2 separate regions of the Mus musculus genome follow, and region 1 is linked to region 2. A link is a loop called in an ENCODE intact Hi-C map of the cell type or tissue named here. Cell type or tissue: gastrocnemius. All regions are shown on one strand.

Region 1 (8,000 bases), 78 kb before region 2:
GAGTGTCTTTTATGAACTGTACAGGAAAATGTACAAGTCTAGTGTATTGAATAAAAAAGAATAGTGCAAGATAACTTGCAAATTTAATATACATTCCTGAAGCTCTACTATAGAGCTTGATAATTTTTGAGTTCAGAAACACTTCTTATAGTTTCTGTTTGCTTGCTTGTTTGTTAATTTTAAAGAGGAGATGCCATGAAATTCCAGTATAACATACCTATTGTGTTTGAAATGAGTTGTTAATTCAATTCTTTTGCTTAAAGACTTCAGACTGCTTTACATGCAACAAAACTTAAACATGATGGAGAATAACACACTATTCTTTTTTATCCTCAAACAGAAAGCTGTACTTTGGATTGTGTGACAATTCAGTGAGAAAGGGAATTATCTTGACCCAGCTCATGAAAGAATATATTTATCACTTAGAAGATTTATGCATGTTATATTCTTGCTATGTCCCTTGGCACACGCATCATCGCCTAGATAAAAGACTGGTCCTCCCTCTCTCTTTTCCTCCTCCCTCTCCCAGAGGCTACCTCTGACACCCTCCTAATAAACCTTCCATGTGAGATCTGTTGCATGGTGTGATTTGTTTGGGACCATGCCGCTTATTTCTAACAGCAATAATAAGACTCATTCTCATTTCTTAATGAACCTATTCCATAAACCAGTAAATTAAGTGGATATGGATTCCAGTCCCTGCCAATCAAAATAGCAGGTGGTAAATCAGTATCACCTGTGAAATGTTCTGCTTGCCATTTAATCCACAGTGGAGAAAAGGGACTGTGAACTATGATTTCTTGAAATGGACATTTTTGTTTGTCTCTTTGAGTATAAATAATGCAGAAGGTTTTTTGGTTGGTTGTTTGGATTTGTTTTGTCTTTCACAAAATATGATCTGTCAAGGAAATAGAGTGATTAGTTTTTATGAGAATTTCACAAATACATATGAGAGAGATTCAAACAGGACAAAAAGGTGACACCAAATTTCATGAAGTGAAATTTGGTCTCCTAGCTCAGAGTCTAGTGACCAACAAATTTCAAATGAGATTTATCCACATATAGGGATGCCATTTCAATGACTTCAGAAAATAACATGAAGTTGGGATTGCAGTTCAAATGTAAAGAATCATGGAGTAACAGAGAGAGAGAGAGGGGGGGGGAGAGAGAGAGAGAGGGAGAGAGAGAGAGAGACTGTTCTTTACATTCCCTGGGGTTTGGTGCCTCCAGATTTGGCAACATGAGCAAGAAGAGAACTGAGGAGCAGCAGACCATTCTTGTCTGTGACTGTGGGATTTATTTCTGTTTGCTTCCTCTGTAAAACCAGTCTCCTGACCACATCTTGAAAAGTTCTCTTTTGTAAGATGACATCTTTGATCTGCCAAAGTGTCAGGCAAAGGCATGGAGGGGACTGGGCTTCCTCTTCTTCAGATTGCTGCCCTTGAAAGGTTTTTGGGAGATCACTGCAAAGGAGGACATTTCCATAAAAGCAGGCACAGGATATTGCTGGTTAAAATATTAGAGGTCTTCTTGTGCACTTAGGTGATTAATAAATTCATCTTCTTCACCAGAGGGACCTGAATGCCTGAGTGAGCACAAATCCTTGCATGATTTATGAAGATGTATGCAACAGGTACTTGTTGGAGAATGGAAGTCTCTGTCCCTGCACAGGACATTCACTGCTACCTGGTCCAATGCAGGAGCAGAGCTCTGTGTCCATTGCTTCACATCTGTGCTTCTGGTCCTGTCATTTTCTCCATTTGAACTTCCTGCCCCTTCTTAGTAACCAAATCATTTTCTCTGCATCCAAATAAAGTCTACAGTTTGGCAGAATGTGTTCTGGGCAAAGAAATCAGATCGGAGACAATGAGAGAGGTGAGAGAGAGAGAGAGACAGAGAGAGAGAGAGAAAGAGAGAGAGAAAGAGAGAGAGAATGGAAACAGGCTAGAGAGAGCTAGGTAAGTTTAGGACCTCAAAAGGCATTTGGCCATGAGAGTGAGAGTTTTTATTAGTCATTTTAATAGCACCCACCTCCTCCTATACTTATGTCTAGCTTCCTTAAATATAACTCTTATGGGGAGCGGCTTTATGTTAATTGGCTTCCTCCATATGTTAATCTTGACCACCCTCCTCTCTTACCTCTCCTCTGTCACATTATCACAAATAGGGCACACGTCCTGGTCATTGTGCCCCTTAAGTAGTGTCGTGTGTGTGTGTGTGTGTGTGTGTGTGTGTGTGTGTGTATTTGTAGTTTATCCCTTTTCACTGTGCTTTCTGTGTTATTTACTTTCGGTATTTTAAGCAAAAGGAATTATATTTCAAGGATCATTACCACCTGGTAAATATCCTCTATCTGAAGTTAGCAGCACATGCTAACTCAAACATTAAAGGGCAATGATACAAACACTAAGTTTAACTTTCCTACTCAACATTGTGTAACACTGAAGAGAAATTAGCTCATTCATAGACCAAATATCAGATCTCACAATTCTAGGGAACATGGGCTTCCACCACTAGCACCTCCTCTTTCTTAAAGACAAAGAATAGTTTCCTCCTAGTTGGATACAGGGCTGTAATTAGTCCTAGCTAACTGAAAGTAAGCAAAATTGCTCTGTCCAGTTCTTGAAACATATCCAACAGAAGGAAACAGTTTTGTCATCCAATGTACAATCTAAGCATGGAGCATAAGCAAACATTCTGGGATTTAAAAGAGCCTAAATCTTGTGGATGGTTACCATCCACCTACAGACAAGGATGTAAAGGATGCATGTTAAAGAAGAAGAAACAATGAAAATTAACTTTTATTTTCCTTTTTGAAAAAATGACTGGTGTGAGGCACTGTGTCAGGGTAGTACTTGGCGTGTAAGAATGGGGAGCTGAGTTTGAATATCCAGCTCCATGTGAAAAGCCAGGAGAAACAACAAGTGTTGTATGTAACCTCACTGATGGGCAGGCAGAGCCAGGACAACCTCAGGGGCTCACTGGACAGCCAAGCTGGTCAAGTTCAGCAAGAGGTCTTGCCTCATAACATAATGTGAAGAGTGACAGAGACATCTGACCTTGACCTCTAGCTTTTACATGAATGCGTGCCACCATGTACATGTGTGCCCCTCCCCACACACAAATAAATAACAATAACACACAAATAAATAAACAATCCCCAGGGGTTTAAATTTGTATGGCTTATCTTTGAATGTTATTCTGAAGTCTCCATCTGAAACTGGACTGTCCAAATGACTCATTTGCCTTTGATCTTTCTGGATTACAGTAATGTCTCTTGCAAAATCTCTGTAGGTCCAGGTGCTATATATGATAAGGTGAAACTTCACAGTCCTCTGGGCTCTAAAATCTTCTGTCTGAAGACATCTGTGGAGTTGACATTTTCCCCCCTCAGGAGTTAAATGGAAACCAGACAAAAATCAAGTCACTCGAATATAGCCACTGTATACTGTAAAGTGTGTCTGTGTGTCTGTGCGCATGTCTGTCTGTCTGTCTGTGTGTTTGCTCGTATGTCTGTGTCTGTCTATGTGTTCTTGGACAAAGGCAGCTATCTATTTACCTACTCGCTGTTGGTTTTTGTTGTTTATTCACACTGGATGAGAAATTTTAACAACTGAAGAGTTGATGTTTCCCTTAGAAACCAAAGTGATAGTGTATGTGATAGACTTGGAAGGAAGATGTTCAGGAGAACTTTTAAGGCATTTGTAAGCCTTTCAATGAAGGTGCTAGGAACTGAACTCAGGTCCCTTGCAAGATCAGCAAATGTTTTAAAAGCACTGAGCCACTTCTCTAGCCCCCAGAAACCGGAGGATTAAAGATGTTGAGCAATTTTCCTTGGTTATGCAACTCCGAACTAAATGGTGAAACCAAACTCAGACCCAAACACGTTCTCCTTCCTCTCTCAAGTGCTAAAAATACTTACTCCAATTCTGATATCTCCAGAGGATGAAAATGCAGCCTGGACATTACCTAAACAGACGTGTCATTGGAAAGCTTACCCTAACAATGGGATCCTGGCTTCCTGGAACACTTCAGTTGTTAAAATGCCCCTTTGAAGGAAGAAATTTTTCTCTTTAGTTTTATGCCAAAGGTAGAAGAAAAGCCTGCCTTGCCTAGGGCGGTGAAATCACTTCCTTGATAATTTCTACCTCTGAACCCTTCTCCTCCAAAGACTTATATCTTATTCTTCTTTGTCAAGGACAAGGTACAACTTAATGCCTTTCCATGGTTGAATGTGTTAGGTCACTAGAATTAGGTGTGTGGGTGGGGTAGGATGGTACTGAGCATATTGAGAAGTCTCTGTGATGTCTAGTGATGTGGCTATGTAGGGTATGTCTAGCTATGAATCAGGCTGTCCAATGAAAGATAACTAAAGGAAAATATTGAGTATAGTTCCTTCAGAGTCCTCTCTGTGTACCTAAAGCATAGATAATCTGTGAATATAGATGGGGTATCCAGGTGATTTCAGAATGAAAGAAGGTGTTGTTAATAAAGATAAGGTGTGGAAGTCTGGCCCATGCAAAGCAAAAGAATATGCTTGCGTATGTAGGTATGTAACATCTCTCCACTTAGATGTCGCATCTAAAGCAGTATGGCCAGGGGAGACCTTATTGAATATTTTGTACTTTGGGAATTAGTTTGCTGAAATTGATTGCTTAGATTTTATACATAAATCTGCCTTAAACACGTTTAACATGCTGTGTTTAGCATGGAAGCTGATGCAGACAGGCTGTGTGCTCAGCCTTGGGTTTTCCATCCAGTGGGACTATTTACCATCATTGATTGGGTTACTGGCTGAAACAGGCCTTTAAGTCCTTTGAAATGTGATCTCTTTCGCCCTCTGGTGGTTATTACATTAAAAAGTTAAGCAACGCACTGGATGGAGAAATCACAGCATAACAAATACTCAAATACTGGGGTCCCAGTTGGTGTAACCTTTAATTAAAAGCTACAGCCTTTGAATAAGAAATAAAAGCATTTTGTCCGTTTGCAGACTTCTGGGAAGTCAACTGTCTGCAAGTTTTCTCCACCAGGGCCAGGAAGTTGCCCACGCTGCTTTTGTAAACATAATATTCAGAGATCCCAGACATTCTGGCTTGACTGAAGAGGACTGCGCAGTGTTACATTCTCTCTCAGTATTTTGCTTGAAAAGCTTGCTGTGACTTGAAGGGGAATTTTGGAGAGAATGTCTGAACCATGCAAAGACTGCAAAGGGGTGGTTATACAGTAGTGCACTGAATGATACCTGGCCAGGCCCTAACCGACTTGTCTGCTTTGCATTTTGTTGTGTCTGGGAGACAGAAAAGGAGACTAGCCATTATCATGCGAAGCTATCATTAAATTATGTCAAGTGCCAGTTGGTGAATGACACCCACCTGCAAAGAAGAATGCAGGAACAAAGAGACACTTCATTGAAGGTCTTAGCTAGGTTTTAGGTTGCACACGGTTAACCTCTGATTCAACTGTGCATGAAAACAACACATGTTTCCTATGGTACTATCTTAGCTTTCTTTCTATTGCTGTGATTAGACGTTGAGTGAAAGCAACTGTGGGGCCTGGGGATTAACTTGATCTTACAGTTTACAGCCCATCACAGAGGAAAGCATTGGGAAGAAGTCAAGGCAAGAACCTAGAGGTAGGAACTGAGGCAGAGAGCATGGAGGCGTGCTTTTTACTGACATGCTCCCCATGGATTCATCTGCTTTTCTTATACCACCCAGGACTACCTGCCCAGAAGTGACATCACCCACAGTGAGCTGGGTCCTCCCATACCAATTACTGATTAAGAAAATACCCTACAGATTCGCCTACAGCCAATCTGATGGAGGTATTGTTGCAATTGAAGTTCCTATACTTAGTTAGCTCCATCATATATCATGTTAACAAATATCTGATTAAGACGTTTGACTTCTCGTTAACTTGGCAGACTGGTATATTGCTATTAAACTATAAACTTGCTTTTTTTGTAGTTTATCACCATGATCACATATTAATATCAACAGCACAATATAAAACAGTAGTTTTAAAAGTCTCACACTCTTTAAAAGTTCATTCAGACTATGTAATATACATATATATTTAAATATATTTATAAAAATATATAAATACTTAAATATATTTAATACATCCAGTTTCTGGAAGGCCCCAAAGTCACCTAACTATTTATTTTATTTAACCCATAAAATAAAACTTAGATTATATATTTTGTATTTCAAAAAGGAAAAAAAAAAAAACAGGCCACATATGAAACCAAGCTTCAACAGTGTGGACCAAACCCTGAAGCTCAACATCCGACATTTACTATTCACTCTGAATCTTCTGGGCTCCAACAGGCTTTGGCAGCACCCCTCTCAAGCCCGGCAATTCATGGCACACATAGCTCATTGGATAGGCCTGGGCTATCTCTACATCATAGCTGCTGCTATCCTTCACAGTCATTCCATAGACTTGGCATTTTCAATATGCTGGAGTATTCACAAATTTTACCTATACCAATAATCTTCTGGCTACTCTTTAGGAACACCAAAATTGGCACATTTTGCCAAGCTTCAACTTCTCTCCATGACCCCTTCAATCCTAGGGTTTCCACTGCATCGGAGGCTTCTCCTTCACCAATGGACTCTCATGACGCCAAGCCTCAGCTTCTCTCCATAACCCCTTCAGTATCTCAAAACCAGTGTCACGTTGGAAACTCGTGTGTGTGTGTGTGTGTGTGTGTGTGTGTGTGTGTGTGTGTGTGTGTGTGTGTTGTGTGCATGCGCATGTGGTATTTTATTTACTTTTTTATCAACTATTTGGAAATTTTACATAATGCACACCAATAACATTCACTTCCCAGTCCTCTCAGCTCCACTATCTTACCTTTGTACCCTCCCTGAAAGTGAAGAAGGAAGAGGAGGAGGAGGAGGAGGAGGAGGAGGAGGAAGAGGAGGAAGAGGAGGAGGAGAAATGAACACATTGACTAATTTGTGTTGTCCATATATACACTGGAGCATGGTTTGCCCCTGAATGTGCTGCCAGTGCAGCTGCACAATTGCCCTGGCTTTGAGCAATAGAGTGATGTCCAAGATGGAAGATGGTTCATTTCCTGGACTGGGCCTATGCAAAAGCCCTCCATGGTCTGTGCTACTCCTGGAGACCATGCTGGTATCCATGATCCATGCTACAGGCTGCGGTGATGCCCAAGGTCCATGTTGGGTGTTCATGGTCTGTGCTATCCCTGGGGAGACTCTTACACATTACTGAGTAGCCATATGGTACCCATACATGAAATTCTCAAAAATAAAATCAACAAAGAAAGAATCAAACGAAAACAATCACCATGAAGTATCTTCAATTCCTCATATTCCAATATGTATTTTCCTGGGCACTCATATTTCTGTATCACAAAGGAAGAATAAATGAAGGAAAGGGGGCAAAAAATGGATGAAAGGTGCAAACTTGGGAGAGGTTAGAGAAATGACAAGAAAGAGGAGGGAAGGAGAAACACTTAGAGATACACTGGGTTTAGTTGAAGATAGATATATTTGGTATTCTTTTTCACATTTAACTCAACATAGGCCCTGACAGATACTCAAGTTAGAATAAATAATTTCTAATTGAACTCTTTGCTTGTAGTACAGGGAATAAATTTCTCAAAGAAATAATACAAAAGACTCACCAGGCTTGTATATAATTGTTAGCACTTTAAGCATCAAATTTTGATTGAAAAGTTTCAGACCCTTGCCAAGTCTGATTTCATTTTCCTAAGTAATCAAAAATTATCTTCTCCTTTCCCCATCTCATTTTATGTACAAGTACATAAAATTATTAATAAGTCCTTTCTATGTTATTCTCAATGACATGTTGTATGAAGAGGCAAATCATGTTAATTCCTTTGTTGTTTTGCTGAGTATCCATCTGTCCTGGTATCTATTTTTCAACATCAGTTGTATTATACATGAGCACTGATACACACACTCAAGCTAATTTATTATAACTACTGTGTTTACATCCACAGA
Region 2 (8,000 bases):
ATAAAAATATACACAGGCAAATGCACAACTATAAGATACTCAAATTAGTTTTAGCTATACTAGTCACATTGGAAAATAAAGTCATATTTTCCAATAAGTAGAACTGACCACTCATTATCGATAAACCCAAAGCCAACTATTTTCCGACCTACTTTGAAGTGGTATTTTCTACTCATGAAAGCTGCCAATTAAAATGGCCACAACCTTTGGATGCAAGCCATGAGTGTTGGCCTAAAGAAATATCTGATAGTGAAGAAAGATCTGGAAGGCTTTGTTGGGTAAGTCATGACAACTGTGCCGAGTTATTTGATGACAGATAAATTATGTGTGAGGGACAGACAATACCTAAAGGATAATTGTGTATTTTGAAACAGGAAGAGGAAAATATAGAGGAAGAAAGAAAACGAGTCCCATTAATTCTTAGAAACAATAGACAAGATATGGCTCCACTACACAGGTATAACAGGTTTAGATAGTACTGCCATCTCCCTTTGCTTTTTGCCAGAAAAATCCATGTTAGTATTAGAATAAAATCAAAATTTGTTCAATTCATCAATAAAGTCTACTACATCCAAAATCAATTCAAAAAGGGCAGTTCTTTATTTTTCTTCTTGTTGTTAAGATATAACACAGTTGCCCCTGCACTTATTTTAGACAGGAAGAATTCTGTATCAAAAACGTTGAAGCTGGGTTGGTGATTCCGTCTTTTTCCTGAGGGTCCTATCTATCTCCTGGAGGTGGTCTCTTCAGGTTCCATCTCTCAGCTGTTGGCCATTTCAGCTAAAGTCATCTCCATTGAGTCCTGGCTACTTCTCAAATTGCAGGTCTCTGGGTTCCCCCCTAACCCCTACCCTCAGAAGCTGCATATTCCCATTCATTCCCCTGGCCCTCTGGGCTTCTCTCCTGTTGCCCCGTTATACCTGATCCTGTCCTCTTTCCCCTCCCACCCAGGTTCCTCTTTTCCTTTGACTTCTGTCATTATTTTGTTCCCTCTCCTAAGTGGGATTGAAGCATTATCAGTTGTACCTTCCTTCTTGTTTAACTTCTTACAGTCTATGGATTTTATTATGGGTATTCTAAACGTTTTGGCTAATATCCACTCATCAGTGAGGACATATCATGCATGTCCTTTTGGGTCTGGCTTACCTCACTCAGGATATTTTCTAGTTCCATCCATTTGCCTGCAAGCCCCATGATGTCCTCATTTCTAATAGCTGAATTGTACCCCATCACGTAAATGAACCACATATTCTGTATCCATTCTTCAGTTGATGGACATCTGTGGCATTTCCAGCTTCTGGCCATCACAGATAAGGCTGCTATGAACATAATGGTGCATGTGGCCTTGTGGTATAGTGGAGCATCTTTTGGATGTATGCCCTGGAGCTGTATATTTGGGTCTTTGAGTAGAACTGTTTCCAATTTCCTGAGGAACCGCCAGACTGGTTTCTAGTGTGGTTTTACCAGTTTGCAATCCCACCAGCAATGGAGGAGTGTTCCTTTCTCCACATCCTTACCAGCATGTGCAGTCACTTGAGTTTTTGATTCTGATTGATGTAAAGTGGAATCACAGAGAGAGCAAAAATGGAGCAGAGACTGAAGTAAAGGCCATTTACTGACTGGCCAAACATGGAATCTATTCCGTGGATGGGTACCAAACCCTGACTTTATTACTAATGTTATGTTGGGCTTGCAAACAGGAACCTAGCATAGCTGGGTTGTCCTCTAAGAACCTTGACCAGCCAGACTGAGACAGGTGCAGATACTTTAGAGCCCCAATCATTGGACTGAGGTCATGGGACCCCTATGGAAGAGTTAGGGGAAGGATTGAAGGAGCTATAGGGGATGGCAGTCTCATAGGAAGACCAATAGTCTCAACTAACCTGGACCCCCTAGGAGCTCCCAGAGTCTAAGACACCAACCAACGAGCATACAAGGACTTATCCAAGACCCTGACACATATGTAGTAGGGGACTGCCTTGTCTGGCTTCAATGGGAGAGGTTGTGCCTAATACTGTAGAGACTTTATACCCCAGGGAAAGGAAAGACCCCGGGGGGGGCGGGAGGAGCACCCTTTCAGAGGGAAATGGGAGGAGGAATGGGGTGAAGAACTCTAGGAGAGGGGACTGGGATGGAGGGCAACATTTAGAAATGTAAATAAATGAAATAGTCAATTAAAAAAGAGAAAGAACACAGTTGCCTGAAATAGAATATAAAGACCCCCTTATCAATGTCTACAATATTTAAATGGGGTACCTGGGTAATTTATTGAAGCAATTGTCAGTCCCTAGAAGAAAACATATAAATAAATTCTCATTTCTGAAATACAACTTCTATGAAAGGTGTAATAATGACAATAGGTAACTGCTATATCCACTCCAGTAGTGACATGCGTGACAGGCCCCAGAAACCTGGCCACTGTCCCATGGCGAAAAGTTCACGGAAACTTAGTCTCCTGGAAATTTGGCATGCCCATAGCTAGAATGTCTCGGATTTGTCCCTGAGATAGTATGGAGGGTCTTGCATACTCTCTTACAGTATGGGCAAGCTTAGCAAAGTATACTTAGAATCTTCATTACAGTCAAGTATGGCAGACTACATTACTTATTAGTAGAAAGTACCCCCCCCCCACACACACAATCACTTAGAATAATAGCCAAGCTACTCCCATATGCAAGAATTTACATATGGAAATTCTAGGAAGAAGGAAGGTTGTGGTCTAAGGAGGAACCAGAGTAGATACTTAGAACTATAGATAGCTGAGTTACACTCCTACACAGGAATTTACAATGCCCTAGGGGGAAGGTGGACTATACAATAGACTAGAATTGGAACTATGGCAAGGGCATGAAGCCCTTGTCCCTGACTTCTAAGATTAAGCTGACCTTAGATGGGGTTGCTTTCGATCCCAGTTGTTAACATTGATTTTTATCCCACTTGGTTCATGTTAGCTTTTTGTATGCATTCCTCTGTTTTGTGAAAAAGTCACTTATAAGACTGGTGCTCACTTTGAGACAAATTACATTCAGATACACACTCTCTCTGGGTCTGTATTTGTTTGTCATTTCTCGCCAACTCCATTGCCCACCTGTCTGGAACTCCGAGTTCCGGAGCACGGATTGAGGGGAGCCCGACTGAGGTCAGTCCGCAGCAAATTACTAATTTGTAATATTTGTGAATTTCTGCAATAGAATGATCTTCCTTTCTTTATTACCAGTCTGTCTACTTCTTTATACTGAAGCTCTTTCAGGTTGGACTGATGTCTTAACTAATTGCATTTTGGACTGTGAGTTATTGGCCAAAATATAGCAATCCAACCAACCATTCAGAAGTTTCTGTTTGTATCATCTAGACAGGCATTTTTAAAACTGAGACTCCAAGTGACTTTTCTCCAGCATTTAGCAATAGTTGTTCTACTAGAGTAGGCATTCTAGAATTTTCCACAGAGGGTGCTAATTAAAAGAAGAGTCCCCCAGTGGCCTTCAGACATCCACGGATGGATCATCGGGCCACATCAGGCTTTCAATGTCTCTCGTTTCTTTTCCTAACCTATGGGGCTTCCATGAGACATACTGCATGGATTTTTCTGTTTTTTTCAAAATCTGACACAGAACCAAGTGTAACTTTACTCGATACTCCAGCGAAATGGAATGAGCAAATTACGAGGTGAACTTTGACCTTGCCTAGCTTAGTGTTTTGCATGTTGAATTCATCAAACAACTGCAGCTTCTACTCGGTTTTGCTTTTTTGTGCGTAGTGAGGGAAAGTTTAGTATCTTGTTAATCAACAAAATCATTTTAGGTAACGACCCTGGGCAAGTGAATAAGGCGGTAAACTTCATTTCAACACGACTATCTTTGTCGCCTGGATAATTTCAATGTTTCTCCAATATGAATATATTATATGCTTTCAAAATAAAGGTGAAGCCGACTACTGTGGATTGAGCTTGCAGAGTCGCACCCCCCCCACCCCCCCCCCACCCCACCCCCGCAGGACTGACCACTCGCAGTTCGTTTGTCCAAAGTTAAACTTAATCTTCTCGTTTTCTGTGTCCAATCTGACTGGACCAGTATCACTAGTTTCCCAGGAAACCTTGAAAGCTAATCTTTACATAACTGCCTGTGCCCACTGTTGGAATCCAGCCACTGCTGGGGACAGGCATAGCAGCTGCTCCTCTGCCTCATAGCAACACTTCACAACAGCGTGGGAGGAATACAAAGAAGAGCAATATCCCGAAATTAAACTGCCCTGGGGAGGGTGAGGGACGGGGCAGAAGATAACAGTCAACAGACTTGCTCTGAAGGAAAAAAAGGGTGAATTTTTAATGAACAGAGAGAAGCAGTCTTTGGTTTCATCGTCTGCTACAAAAGCTAGGATGCATATTTAAATACCATCCTGTCAGATCTTTCGTTTTAAACACACTACCAGAAAAGTAATTATATTTTTAATTGGACGGCTTTTATTTCGGGACGAAGCAATAAAATAGACCACTAACCGCAAAGAATAAAAGTCACTGCGTTATGCTTTTGCATAATTTCTATTTCTCCCCAAAGTCTATGACATTTCAGTCAACCATCGCTTGTCTAGCATTGCCAAAACAGAAATGATAATAAAGACGCTCTGGTCTCTCTTTAACACAGAAAGAAGAAATGCATTATATTAGTAGCAACCGTAATTTGAACCACGATTCACAAAACATGGGTTAGAAATAAGACCAGTAAAGTCAAACTTTCATGTAAAAGGGAAACAGAATAAACAGAATTGAGAGCTGTGGGAGGTGCTGTCGTTCGTCTTGCATTAATGCTCCTACATAAGTGGACAAAAAGGAGATTGATCGATCGTCTATTGAGCCCCGAGATCTCCACACCCAGAATATTGCCTACAACTTCCCATAAGGGAGGGCATGCTTTCCCCCCCAGCACAATGGCGCCACCTGTTGGCCAAACCAATTAGACGTGCTTTCATTTGTTTTGGGTGTTCTGGTCCACCTGAAATAAGCCACTGCTATCCTACCGGAACTCCCTTATGGGATGTGGATTCTAAGAGACTCTCATCTCATGTACAAATAATAAATTTTATTAAACAAATACTGGGGCAGGAGCCATGATTTGTGGGGACCCAACAAAAGTTGAAAATTGAAACCCATACTTGTGAGAGCCAAAAGTGACATTCAGGTACTTGCACACAAAACATTTCCTTTCTTTTGCTCAGCGGCATCTTGTAACGTGTCAGTGTCTTTTGTTAGCTTGGTGCCATTTATTTTCTATAATTCTAGTTTTAATAAGTTACCATGTATAATTATCATGAATTCTCTGATCTACTGTGTTTTGCAAAGCCGATTTACAAAGTGAGAGAACAGTTCACTCATGATTCTAAATCCCTGGATTTCCTCCTCTAATTGATTATTTAGAAGTAAAATAAAAAAATTAAAAGAGTTTTCATTCTGTTAAAAGGGTTTTTTTTTAAGTAAAAGAAAGAATGAAAAGAAGCTGAAGTATGATTGTGTTCCATCTCTGTGGTAGATTTCAGAATTACTGGTTATCTGATATGTGGAAAAAAGAAATGCCCAAGAAAATCTGGGATATGAATGTTTGTCCTCTGTGTTTTCTAGAATGTCATAATTTTTTTTTCCTGCACTAGTTAACAACTTCTGGCTTTAATGGAAATTTGGACTTTAAGACTGTAGGAATATCCATCCAACCCTCTACTTCTTGTACATTCCTGAAGCCTTCCCAACCTCGAAGGCCTAGCTTGGTGCTATATCCAGTGCTCCCCACCCCCGTAGTCTGAATAGCACTACTTGAACATCCCACAACCTAAGCTATTGTCTACGTTGCATCCTAGCAATGCAAGGTAAGTCCTTATGGCCAAAGACTCCATGTACTTCAAACACAGGACCCAGAGGTCCTGAGCTGGATCTGACTTTTAAGTCTCTTCCCCAGTACTAGTCTCCATGCTACTAGATGGTTCCATTCAAACTATCAAGGGATTAAAACAACTAACTTGCCTATCCAGGTATAACACCTATAAACTACAATGGCCAGCAATATACTATAACCCTAAGGGTGCAACAGCAGTATGTATTTCTCGAGGGTAACCAACAGCTTTCTAATGAGACTTAAAGCCTGCTCAACAGAAAGAAATTGTGTCTGGTAGTGGAAACCTAACTATTCATGGCTAGTGAGGTCATTGGTCTCAGAGAAGAAACTACAGGTATCACTTTACTAAATGAAGGTAATTCCTAACTGCATTCTAGGCACTTATCTGTATGACCACAGGTAAGTGTAGGCCTCACCTCCTATCAAAGGAACTTCCATTTCCAAAAGAAAGAGATCATTACAGAAAATCACAACTGTTTAAAATGCAGAGAATAAGGACCCATCTAAAATGCACCTCCTGTACTGAGGATCAAGGGATTTGAAGCAGAAGATGGGGGAGATTGTAAGAGTAAAAGAGACCAAGAAGTTTTCTGTGAGATTTCAGGTCCTAAAAGTGACAGAGAAGTGACAGCCATGGATATGGCTGCCTAAATTGGACATGTACAAGGACACCAGCAATACATATGCTAACATAGGAGGGGCAAATCTCACAGGGCTCCAACCCTAGACACTGAACTACAGGCAACAAAGACATGCTGAGAATACTCCTGTTCAGGTCTTCCGGGAGGAAGTCTGCAGAACCCCTCAATCAATTATCCCATGTAGTCATTCCTGAAAAAAATATATATTCTGAGATATATATGTATACATATATACATATATGTATATAGGAGAGGGGGAAAGGAGAGGGGGAAAGGAGAGGGGGAAAAGAAGTAATTATATTTTAATTTAAAAATGAATAAAATACCTTTAAAAATAATGTTTGGAATACCTGATAACTAAGTTGGGAATGCAAAATGATTGCCTACCTCTAAACTTCCACACAATGTGAATTCACTGGAATTTTGTGTCATGGGGTACTGCAGATGTTCCAAGAATAGGAGGAAGAAGCCCTCAGTCACTCCATACAGCGGATTGCACACCCCTCTTCCGCTTCCATGAGTGTTCCATATCTCATTTGCCACTTACATTATAAAATGTGAGCTAAATGAGTTTTTCAGTGTTTCCAGACATTTGCATTTAGGAATACATTTAACCTGGAGGGATCTCTTGTGATTGGACATTGACCATGAAAAGGTATTTGTCTGGTAACCGGATTCCAATGTCTTCTGACCTTAGCTCTAATGTTTTAATTTGATCCGCCCTGCTTTGATTAACAAATAAATGCCCTAATGATTCTTAGTGCCTAACCACTTATTCGGTTAATGATTGATAAAACACAAATCTCTAGAAGAGGATGGATGCTAACAATAATTAGGTGAACACTGCACCTTAATAAATACATGGCTTTATTCACCATGATTCTAATAATGGGATGTAGCTAATGAATTCTTAACTGATGTACAAAGCTTTAGAGATAATTGCTGACTCAGCTTTTCCTGCTGCCTATTTGAGGATTAACCCAGATCAGTGATACAGGAACCAGTGGAGCTATATTTCTGGCAAGAATCTATAACATAGTCTTTCCATGACTCAGCATAACATCTTGGCTGGTCCTGTGTTTCTGCCCACTTATAAGTATTAGGCTTCCTCCAAAAACATCTAGATTTTCACTCTAGTTTTGACGTTAAAAGTGGGATTTCCAGGCTTGGATAGAATTCACTTATTTAGATGAATTTTATCTTAAATGGTGTCCCCTCCTCCATCTGTTTTGTTTGAATCAACCACAGCATTTCAGGAAGTGGGATGGGACTTTCCATTTCCCGATTTACCTCTTCCTCTGCGTGCTATCTGCAAGGTAAGTGCCTATTACTTTAGCGGTAGCAAGTAGAACATCACAAGGGTGACTAAAAGCAGATGCAGCTGATAATCTGCAAGTGCTCTGTGCTGGCATAGAGTCCTCTGTATCTCAAGCAGGACTGCTTTAGACCTGGCCTCTCAGACAGTAGAAGTTGCACGATT

What was found. A loop is a pair of places that touch in the nucleus more often than their neighbours do. Peaks named below come from ENCODE experiments on the same cell type or tissue, not always from the same donor. Only the 100,000 strongest peaks of a DNase experiment are listed, where the experiment ranks them.
Region 1: a loop joins it to region 2, with 2.8 times the contacts of the local background. A loop is called at or near these places in 3 of 42 quality-filtered maps.

What each region holds. Positions count from the first base shown.
Region 1 is chr11:111,441,144-111,449,143 of GRCm38, forward strand. No RefSeq gene overlaps it. Among named protein-coding and RNA genes, the nearest start is that of Gm30158, 67 kb to the right of the region's middle. In gastrocnemius, a CTCF peak has its summit at 4,837 (motif pointing left); no DNase peak of the experiment used is centred here.
Region 2 is chr11:111,518,744-111,526,743 of GRCm38, forward strand. No RefSeq gene overlaps it. Among named protein-coding and RNA genes, the nearest start is that of Gm30158, 10 kb to the left of the region's middle. In gastrocnemius, a CTCF peak has its summit at 4,942 (motif pointing left); DNase peaks (open chromatin) are centred at 2,037, 4,153 and 4,932; H3K4me3 peaks cover 940 bases; H3K27ac peaks cover 730 bases.